Linked DNA regions of Mus musculus: region 1 is linked to region 2. Evidence: chromatin contacts called from ENCODE Hi-C data. All regions are on one chromosome and are shown on one strand. Each heading gives the region's core, a stretch centred on a gene start or an enhancer-like site at or near the end of the contact. The rest is flanking DNA. Distances are from core to core; before and after follow the strand shown.

Region 1 (5,622 bases), core at 3,088-5,587, about 60 Mb after region 2:
GGAGTAAGACAGGTTTGTAAAAACACTGATGTAATGAAGGCCCCAGGTACCTGCAGGCCTGAAGCCAGGGGGCCTGAAATGAGAGAGCAAGCACCAGTCTAGATTAGAATACATTCACTTCAGAACTCTACCACTCTGAATGTATACGAAAAGATGTATCTTTTCTACTTTCCACTCTCTGGACCTGGAACTAGAGTCACTGTCACAAGTAAGAGTTACGCTAACTGATTTTGCAAGACCCTTTGAGGGTTAGCTTGAGAACTATGTAACAATACTACTTTAAGAGACATTATTTTTTGAATACCTGTGATTTGGATGTTAAGGGGCTAAATTCTCTGTCTGTCTGTCTCTCTCACATGAACGTGCGCGCGTACACACACACACACAAACACACACACGATGATTGCTAAACAGCCCAGAAATTTAAATGTCTTTTGTTACTTTAAGATTTTTATGTATCTCTATGTATGCATGTCTACCACATGTGTGGGGCTGCCTATAGAGGCTAGATTCCCCGAAGCTGGAGATACAAGTGAGCCATCTAACATGGGTGTTGGGGTGTGAACTCTGGCTTTCTGGAGGAGCAGCACGTGTTAACTCCTGAGCCATTTCTATGGCCAACTCCACCTATTTTTTTTTTTTTTTTGTTTGTTTTTCCTTTTTAAATAAAATGTTCTAGAGACAGGATCTTATATAGTCTAGGCTGGTCTCAAACTCTCTTTGAAGCTGAGGGATGACTTTGAATTCCTGGTTCTTTTGCTTTTACCTCACAAATGTTGGGATTACAGGCATATACCTCCATGGCTAGTTTTTATGATTCTGGGGGCTTAGACCAGAGACTTGTGAAAATTAGGCAAGAGTCCAGCAAATGAACTACACTCTCAGCATCCCTGCTTACTCCTGGTTAAGTCGGACATCACTCACTAATGCCACATGTGATGAATCTACCTTAAAAATGAAATAAATTGGCCCTTTACTTCTTCTAACACACCTGTAAATGCATTTCTCAGTTCATAGCTATTTGTATTAGACATTTAATTAACAAATGATTTTTTAAAAAAAATCTGTTCAACTTCGCCCCTTCTTAGAATTGGGAACAATACACTCTGGGAGTTACAGAGACAAAGTTTGGAGCTGAGGCAAAAGGATGGACCATTTAGAGACTGCTGCACCCGGGGATCCATCCCATAATCAGCCTCCAAATGCAGACACCATTGCATACGCAAGATTTTGCTGAAAGGACCCAGGTATAGCTGTCTCTTGTGAGGCTATGCCGGTGCCTGGCAAACACAGAAGTGGATGCTCACAGTCTGCTATTGGATGGAACATAGGGCCCCCAATGGAGGAGCTAGAGAAAGTACCTAAGGAGCTGAAGGGGTCTGCAACCTTATAGGTGGAACAACAATATGAACTAACCAGTACCCCAGAGCTCGTATCTCTAGCTGCATATGTATCAGAAGATGGCCTAGTTGGCCATCATTGGGAAGAGAGGCCCCTTGGTCTTGCAAACTTTATATGCCTCAGTACAGGAGAACACCAGGGCCAAGAAGTGGGAGTAGGTGGGTGGGTGGGTGGAGGGTATGGGGAACTTTCGGGATAGCATTTAAAATGTAAATGAAGAAAATTTAAAAAAAATCTGTTCAATGAGGAACTATACATTCATGCCTTTTCCTCTTGACTATGAAAGTATATTGTAGTAGTCTGAATAAGAATGGCCCTAATAGGCTCATATATTGGATGTTTGGTTTTCAGTCAGTAGACAAGGAGGTGTAACATTGTTGGAAGAGATATTATCATCAGGAGTGGGCTTTTGAGTTTTCAAAAGCCAGGCCCGGTCTTGTTATCTCTGCCTCTAACTTGCAAGTCAGATGTGAGCTCTTGGCTACCCCTGCATGCTGGCTATCCTACTCCTCACCTCGGTGATCATAGCCCTACTTTCTGAAACTGTAAACAAGCCCCAAATTAAATGCTTTCTCTTACAAGCTACTTTGTCACAGCAAGAGAGCAGCAACTAAGACATATGCCTAAAAAGAATGGAAAACACTTTCCCATATGGTTCTTTAGAAAGTAAGGTTGATAGACTCCTTCACCAAGGCAAAGGCCAGACATCTTCCTAGCCCCTCAGAAATGATTCAAAATGGTATATGACAGCTGGCATATTACTTTGGGACAGGTCAAAATTTATAAGGAATGTTATATCCTTACAAGATAAAATGCTTACAGCATTTAATTTTGCTAATTTCATAGACCATTTATAAGTAAAGGAGGAGGTGAAAGAACCAAGACTGGAGATATGAATTCTTATGCACCATCCACTATTCATTCAGCATTTATTACATGTCAAACAAGGATAATTAAGATAGCATGTTCCCTTTCAGGAAACTCAGGATTCTGCTGTAGGTATGAGTTGCAAAAAATTAATGATAACATCCTCTGACAGGTGCAGTGAGGGATATCGGAAGTAAAAAATAAGGTACAAAATATAGGGGCAATGCCATGGAGAAACATTGTGGGGTGGTGGTGTGAGATAAGAGTCTTAATATGTTGTTTAGACTGGTCACAAATTCTGAAGCTCAAGGGATATTCTTGCCTTGTTTCCCAAGTCATTTTTTTTTGTTTTAAAAAGTAAAACCCAAAACTCACTGTGGCAGGGATATGAAAGATGAATTGGATGTGGTCAGCCTGGAGATAAGACTACAGCAAAAATTTACATTGGATGAGCCTTTTTGTCATTAAGGGGAGAATAAGCGAGACTGGGAGACAAGAGTGGATGGGGACGCAGTTCACTGAATGAGCGCTGGATGGTACAATCTTCCCATGTATGGCATGAAAGCTACCTGACAGTGTTATGCAGACTAATGCTCAAATTTACGAGGATCTGAGGCTAGGCATAGACAGGGGGTCTGCTGAGGCACCGAGTACTGGGAGAATTGTGATTCAAATGTGAGGTTTAATAGACCTACTTAACAAGAACCAGCCTAACACAAAACCTGAGTCTCAAAACACGGGCCTCAGCTGGATAAGAGCACCTGTTGAGTGTGCCCTGTCTGCAGTCTGAGATAATGGAGGCAGAACACACGGAAGTATGTAACGTGTGAGGGTGTCACAATGCACGGGGCAATCGACAGCGTGGAAATCTTCAGTTAAGACTGATTCCAAGTGTGGGGAGAAGTAGCTCAGGGGAGAACCTGTCTCGGATGGCGAGGAGGTAGGCTCAAACCTCAGAACCAAGAAAATAACACACACACACGCACACGCACACGCACATGCACACCCCAATTCAAAATACCTAGTGACGTTGGCACTTTGGGAGCCACCTAACCACTTGGCAAGCCTATTGTATTCTTGTGGCAGAGACAGAAGCTACGTCCCAGTGAGTGGATTTGGAAATACAGAGAAGAGAGCCCTGATGGAGACAACGGGTGGCAATTTTCCTTAAAACATAGCTGTGCAGAAAAGCACAGTCCAAGAGAGATGTAGGGTTAAAAAATTTTAAAGACCGACACGAACAAACTGTGGGTGCAATGCAGCAAGAAATGTGGAAGGTTTAAGATCCAGATAAACAAAAAACTACCTGAAGACGCATAAGACCCTTAGTATTGAAAGGGCAGGCATTTTTTTGTAAGTGGGCTTTCCACATCTGATACTCCTTCGGTTTCTCCTTGAAGCTGAAGGCAGGGGATGGAAAGTAGGGGTGGGTTAAGAGCAGGACTGGAAAAGGAAGATGTCCGACAGCATCTGTAGCTATAGCTAGGAGGGTGCAGATCAGCAATGCCTCACTAAAAGACTGCCCCCTCAGCATTTTATGTGCCGAGGGTCTCAGCACCAGAAAGCCCGGAAGGCCACAGGGAGGCCTGCAGGGAAAAAAAAAATGCTATGATGTAGGTTAAGTCCAGGCCCGCCTCTCAGAGTTATATAACTTCCTGGGCCAAAGCCTTGTCTGAGCCTCTTCCCCAAAACCCACCGCAGCCCATCTCGCGCGGGGCTGCAGCAAGAGGAGGGCGAGGGGTCTCGTCCCGCGCCGTCCGAGCCCGGGTGACCGCAGGTGGCGGCGACTCTGCAGTCGTGGCAGTTCAGAGTCCAGCACCCGGCCCCACGCGCGGGAAAGAAGCTCCACGGGCACGCAGCGGGGGGACTGAGGGTGCGGAGCGGAGTGCTGGCCCGGCAGGGGAGGGCGACGGCGCGGGGACGTTACCTCCAACATGCCTCTCCTGCTCGCCCCGGCCGTGTCGATGAGTGTGTTGTCCAGGTCAAAGAAGACCGCGCGGACCCGACTCAGCCCCATAGCCTCGGCAACCCAAGCAGCGCGCGAGCCGCTTCTGCCGCGCCGCGCATGCGCAAGGCGGTCAGGAACACCTGGGCGGAGTCTCGGAGGTCACCTGACCCTTCCAAAGCTCCGGGGTCTCCGTGGCAAGATCGCGCGAGATTCGGACACTAAATTTTATAGGGTGCGCGTGCACGAGAGGTGGATGAGTGTTATCAAGGCTTACTGCTGTGTGTGGGTGGATGGTCCTCTCCGTTAATGGCTTGGTGGGCTTGCTTAGGGCTGAGAAGGACATCCGAGCCGTACTGGAGAAACTCTCCAGACCCTTGGCTGGCCTGTCTTTCTATGGTGACCGCACAGTCTCCATCAGGAGATGGGGCAGGAGAGTGTGCCCACCAACCTCGGAACCTAGCTGCCCGGTGACTTTAGCGCTTCACTTCTTGCCCACAGCCTTGTAGGAACTAGAGCCTTCATCTGAACATCCTTTGAAAGATGCTTAGAAGAACTGAAGAGAAATGGGAGTCTCTGCAGTGTCTGCCGAATGGTTGTTCTTAAAAATGTGTATTTGTGTTTCTGTGTACGTGAGTGCCTGCAGAGGACAGACGAGGTCGTCCTGGAGCTGCAGTTGCGGCGGCTGTGAGCTGCCCACTGTGGGTGCTGGGAACTTGGGTCCTCTACAAGAGCAGTATGAGTTCTTAACCAGTGAACCATTTCTCCAGCTCCTTTCCCTCCATCTTTACTCATTTTTCTGAAACTCTGCAGCCCAAGTCTTGTGTGCCTATTAATTGCATGGTTTTCTGTAATTTCTAGCAAGGAACCGAGACTGTCTGTTAAGAACCCCACAAGATAAGTAACAAGGTTTGCCTTCTGTTGGTTGAAATCAACCTCTAATCCTTTTTTATTGATGAAATTTGGAGTCACTTTCACTAACCTGGAACTTATTGGGTCAGCCAATGCCACAGACCTGGTTCTGAGCTTTCGAATTAGGATTGGTTCTTACATTGTAAGTTATTCAGAGAAAATGAGAAAGTATTTCATAACATGTGAGAATTGATTAAATTTAATTGTCTATAGTTTCAGTTTTTGTTGTTTGTTTGTTTGTTTTGAGACAGTGTCACATTGAGTAACTGATTGGCCTGGAGCTAGCTGTGTAGACCATGCTGGCCTCAAATTCAGAGTGATTTGCCTCCCTCTGTCTCCCAAGTGCTAGTTCTCCCAAGTACCACCACATCTGGCTTGAATTAACTTCAACTAAGATCTTTGTCTATACTTGAATGATACTGGCTCCAAGTGGCTTCTGTTCATAGTGAACTGTACCCTACCTGGGTAATATATACAAATTGTGAAAAAATGGCTGG
Region 2 (5,510 bases), core at 2,798-5,297:
CCATGAGCAAACTATAGAAAAGAGAACTCCAGCCAAAGGGAAAATCAAGTCCAGAGTCCCAGGAAGTAGCTGGTATACCTGAAGCATGGGAAATACTATGGTTTGGGTATGAACTGCCCCCTCCCTGACCCAAGGCTCATATATTGAAGGTCTGCTCCTCCAGATGATGGAACTATTGAAAGGTAACTGCATCATGAGGGGGATAGCTTCATCGCTGCTTTAATTTATCGATGAGTTTCAAGATGAATGGGCTAATAGGACGTGGGGTCCGGTTAGAGGCAGCAGTCTCTGGGGGACAAGGCCATCACTTACTCCAGACCCTTGCAATTCATTCTCCCTGCTTCCTGACTGCTGTGAGGTGAGCAGCAAGCACTGCTCCACCATCCTCTTCTACCATGATGGCCGCAAAGCAAACAAGCATGGACGGAAACCTCTACAGCTGTCGTTCTTCCTCTGAATCATTTCTCTCAGGTACTGTCACAGGAATGGAAAACTAACTGACACAGGAAAGACGGACAAAATGAGGTGAAGTAAGAAGGGATGCAGAAGGGCATGGCCAAGGCAGGCAGGTCTCCATGAATCTGAAGCAAGTCTGGTCTACAGGCAGGCATTCAAGCTACATCGTGAAATTCTATCTCAAAAAGAAGATGAAGAAGAAGAAGAGGGGGGCTGGAGAGATGGCTCAGAGGTTAAGAGCACTGACTTCTCTTCTGAAGGTCCTGAGTTCAAATCTCAGCAGCCACATGGTGGCTCACAACCATCCGTAATGACATCTGATGACCTCTTCTGATGTGTCTGAAGACAGCTACAGTGTACTTAGATATAATAATAAATAAATCTTTAAAAGAAGAAGAAGAGGAGGAAGAGGAAGAGGAATGCTAGACCCTATGGATGACCCTACAGTCTATACCTTCTAATATTTTAAAGGCCAGCATTCAAAACATATTTGAATTTTGTTACCATTTATAAGCTTGAAAACACCCAGTTACTTTTGTTCTCAACCACCTTGCTACAGGATATCAACATTCCTTCCATTCCTCCAAAAAACAAGTTTTATAGCATAACCATCTGGCACATATAGCCACTTACCCCTTTAAGGAAGATAGGTTTGTCCTTGATGCCAAAGTTCCAGATCATAATATCTCCCCCTTTGGAGCCCACAGCCAGGGTACTGGGATGAGTCGGGTGCCATGCCAAGGACGTAGTCCTCCTGTCAAAGGGGGCAGCTTTTCGGAATACCTGGTAAGAAGCTAGAGAGTGCAAAAAGGACTTCTGCAGACCCTAATACAGAGAAAATAGAATTAATCTGGATTCACTGAATTAAAACTCATGTCCTGAGCTGACAGTGATGCATGCCTTTAACTCCAGTACTCAGGAGGTAGAGGCAGGTGGATTTCTGTGAGACTGAAGCCAGCCAGGTCTACATACAGAGGACCAGGCCAGCTAAGGCTACACAGTGAGATTGTGTCTCAAAACATAAATAAAAATTAAACGCAAGTCCTGGATAAACTGTCAATGTCTGGCCCCTTTATATACAGGCAATAAGTCTTCACTGGCCTTGTGCATCAACTATCTGCAATGTAAGTGAACTAATCCTGGAAAGCAAGAGGGAGAACGCATGTTGTGGCTAGAAGTCTACAGAGTAAAACCTTTTCTCTTTGACTCAGTGTACAGTAGGTCAATCATCATACCTGGGGGTGACCTGATGATCCTGAACCAATTTATCATCTAGTGAGAAAGAGCAATAGTTGAAAAGCTATGTGACCTTTGAGCACGTCAGACAGGAAACATCTCACCTGCTGTAGTGATGACCAGGTGGCTTTGCCCAACTTATGCTGGTAAAGATCCCTGACAATGCTGCTACTCCGTGAAGGGATCTGCAGGCTGGACAACTCTGCCAGAAGGCAGCACGACTCACATGTCCTGCTAGAAACTACCAAAGAAGAATACAAACATTTTCCTCTCCCAAATCTCAGGAAAGGTTCCCCCTGAAAACCCTTTGTCTCATCATCTCCTTAAAAGCCTTTCTCTGCAGTTGAGTCTCACTCAACCCAAGAGAGAAATAAAAAACCCTTTTCCAAAACACTCCTCCAAACAGAAATTCTGAAGTGAAACTAAATATAACCTCACAGGGTTCCTTAGAGCTTTGCCAGAGAGATACACAATTGTGGACACTGAAGACTTTTCTTGTGTGGGATCACAAATAAGTAGGAGTTGAGGGACAATCTTTTTTGTTGTTGTTGTTGTTTTTGGTTGTTTGTTTGTTTTTATTTTTCAAGATAGGGTTTCTCTGTGTAGCCCTGGCTGTCCTGGAACTCACTTTGTAGACCAGGCTGGCCTCGAACTCAGAAATTCGCCTGCCTCTGCCTCCCGAGTGCTGGGATTAAAGGCGTGTGCCACCACGCCCGTTTGTTTTTTTTTTTTTTTTTTTTTTTTGAGGGACAATCTTAAAGATCACAAAATAACATCAGGGCTGGTGAGATGGCTCAGCTGTGGTTAAGAGCACTAACTGCTCTTCCAGAGGTCCTGAGTTCAATTTCCAGCAACTACATGGTGGCTCACAACCATCGGAAATGGGATCCGATGCCCTCTTCTGGTGTATCTGAAGACAGCTACAGTGGACTCATACATTAAATAAAATAAATCTTAAAAAAATAAAATAAGAGCTATCCAAATACAGTGGTGTATAACTGTAATCCTAGCACTCAGAAGCTGCAGCATACTTGGATTGGAGGCCAGCCTGGGCTATAGAGCAAGACTCTGTATTTAAAGAAATACTAAATAATGTCATGAGCAACCATTACTTGAGTGGAAACCAGAAGAATGCAGTAAGGTTTAGAAAAGTTCCAAATTGATTAGGTGGCTTCAAGGAAGAGAGGTAAATCAGAGTATAATAAAAATAAGCCGGGAATGGTGGCACACGCCTTTATTCCCAGCACTTGGGAGACAGAGGCAGGCGGATTTCTGAGTTCTGAGGACAGCCAGGGCTACACAGAAAAACCCTGTCTCGAAAAACTAAATAAATAAATAAATAAATAAACAAACAAACAAATAAATAAAACAACTCTGAATTACCAAGCCCTTCTGGTGGACCCAATCTATAAGTCCTTTTTTTCTCTTGACAACTTTCCTTTCTTTTCATGGCTAAAACCACTCTTATCAATTTATCACATTCCTTATAGCCCCAGGTTCAAGTCCTGGTAAACCTCTGAGAATGCGCTTTCTGAAGAAAGGAGGGAGGGAATTTCAGACTCTCAGAGCTAACATAACCGAGAGGCTATGAAAGGGAGGATTACTTTGAAACAGTAGATGTGTAAAACTTCTGGAACAAGGAAAGTGGGGACTGTGGCTTTTACGGTGATGGCACTCATCTGACTCTTTCTGTCACCTGGGGTAGAGGTGGGGGGGCTGTTCAACTTAAAACTCTCTGCTGTCAATGAACTGGCCAATAAAACCAGTCGGCAGCGTGTGGCTCAGTGGCAGCCCACTTGCTGAGAGAACTGGAGGCCTGGGTTCGAACCCTCGATCTCCCAAATAAAATCACAGCCTGAGGCGACAGAAGCCAAGAACTGCTTCAGAAGCCCAGGCACAAGCACCCACCACCCCAGCTTCAGCCTCTGGCGCGAGCACCCTGAACCCCCGGAAAGCTAAGGCAGCAGCACAGGCCGTACCGGGACCCTGCACACGCAGCTTCTTGGCTTCGGGCTCCAGCTCCTGAGGACCTCTGCGACTTTTGCTCCTGAGGAGCACCGCAACGTCGGGGGACTTCTGGGTTTCTGGGCATTTCTTGGGAGCCATGACGTACTCGGTGAAGAGATATCAAGCTCTGTGGCAAAATAACGAAGCAAGGAGTGGAAAAGCCTCCGTGGAGAAAACAGGAAGGGACTACGTATGAGGCAGCGCCGTCGCAGGTAGCGCAGCTAAGACACCTTCGCGCCAAACGCTCCTCCGGGCTGCTTTACTTTTAGCCCCGCCCCGTCCCCTCAGGGCTGTCCCGCCCCTTGGAACTGCCCCGCCCCCTCGGGATTGCCACAGTAGGGGGCTGTCTTGCCCCCGGAACTGCCCCGGACTGCCCCAACCCCTCGGGCACGGCCCGCCCCCGGCCGCTCCTCCTCTTCCGGAGTAACGTGTGCAGCTCACAGGGAGGGTTTTTTATTTTAACTCCCTAGGAGCTGGGCCTTGGCTTGTGCTGGATCTGAAGAAAGCCGATTATTTGAACCTGAGGAGGGAGCGCTGGCCGTAAACCCTGCATGCTGGAGGCGGAGCCAGGCGGCGTTTCAGGCCAGCCTGGTGTACACGTTCCAGCAATCCGGTGACCTACGCAGAGAAACCCTGTCTCGAAGAACAACAAAGAGAGAGAGAGAGAGACAGAGACAGATAAAAGTAGGTAGTTTATGTCTTAAAAAGAGCAAAGATTCAAGTGTGGCTAAATATTTCTCATTTCCCCCATTAATAATAGGTGTCTCTAGGGCTGGAGAGATGGCTCAGTGGTTAAGAGCACTGACTGCTCTTCCAGAGGTCCTGAGTTCAATTCCCAGCAACCACAAGGTGGCTCACAACCATCTGTATTGGGATCTGATGCCCTCTTCTGGTGTTTCTGAAATGACAGTGTATTAAATAAATAAATCTTAAAAAAAAAAAAAAAGTGCCTCTGATTACCCAATCACAGCCTTAGCATTTGATTCTTTCCTCTCGCTTTACAGATGAATGTATTTTACCTCATACTATAGAAAAGAGCTGTATCTATGGTGGCAGGCTCTGTGTAATTCCCAACACTGAGGAGGCTGAGGCATGAAGAGTTTGCCTGGACTACACTGATATCTTGTAAGGATCAGATAAGAGTGAGAAAATCTGGGGCTGGAGCGATGGCTCAGCGGTTAAGAGCACTGACTGCTTTTCCAAAGGTCCTGAGTTCACATCTCAGCAACGACATGGTGGCTCACAACCATCTGTAATGAGATCTGACTCCCTCTTCTGGAGTGTCTGAAGACAGCTACAGTGTAATTATTTATAATAATAAATAAATCTTTAAAAAAGAAAAAGAGTGAGAAAATCTGGCATGCTATTGCACAGCAAGGTGACAGCAGACAATGGGTTTGCTGTATATTTTCTAAAGGTAGAAAGGTTTTGAATGTTTTCACCACAAACGATATCTGAGAAGATGTGCCTAACCCAATTTAAAGAATACAATATGTGTGTGTCAAAAGTAATGTATTCCTTATGAAGATGATACTTACATAAACATATGTAAAATTTATATGTTTTAATGTAGTTTAATTTTATTTTAAATTAAAATGATGCTCTAGAAGAAAATAAAAAGCTGAACCCAGCACCAATAATGGGGATGTCCTAAGATGTGCTTAAATTAAGAATTGTAGCTTAGTGGCTGGAGAGATGGTTTAATGGCTAAGAGAGCTTGCTGCTTTTTCAGAGGACCTGAATTCTGTTCCCAGTACCCAGGCAGGTGGCTCACAAATACCTATATGTAACTCCAGCTCCAGAAGACCAGA

The links. A loop is a pair of places that touch in the nucleus more often than their neighbours do.
Region 1: a loop to region 2 is called in a map of T-helper 2 cell, with 175 times the contacts of the local background. The contact joins the promoter of Nanp here to the promoter of Ddb2 in region 2. A Hi-C loop is called at or near these places in 5 of 37 maps with a recorded cell type or tissue (T-helper 1 cell, T-helper 17 cell, T-helper 2 cell and 1 more).

Annotation. Positions count from the first base shown.
Region 1 is chr2:151,035,042-151,040,663 of GRCm38, forward strand. Nanp (N-acetylneuraminic acid phosphatase) reads right to left here and starts at 4,338. Exons shown (of 2, transcript NM_026086.2): 1 at 4,196-4,338. The coding sequence starts at 4,285.
Region 2 is chr2:91,233,019-91,238,528 of GRCm38, forward strand. It overlaps Ddb2 (damage specific DNA binding protein 2), which reads right to left and starts at 4,048. Exons shown (of 10, transcript NM_028119.5): 1 at 3,672-4,048; 2 at 1,797-1,933; 3 at 1,090-1,281. The coding sequence starts at 3,798. A330069E16Rik (RIKEN cDNA A330069E16 gene) reads left to right here and starts at 4,128. Exons shown (of 2, transcript NR_015464.1): 1 at 4,128-4,383; 2 at 4,704-5,339.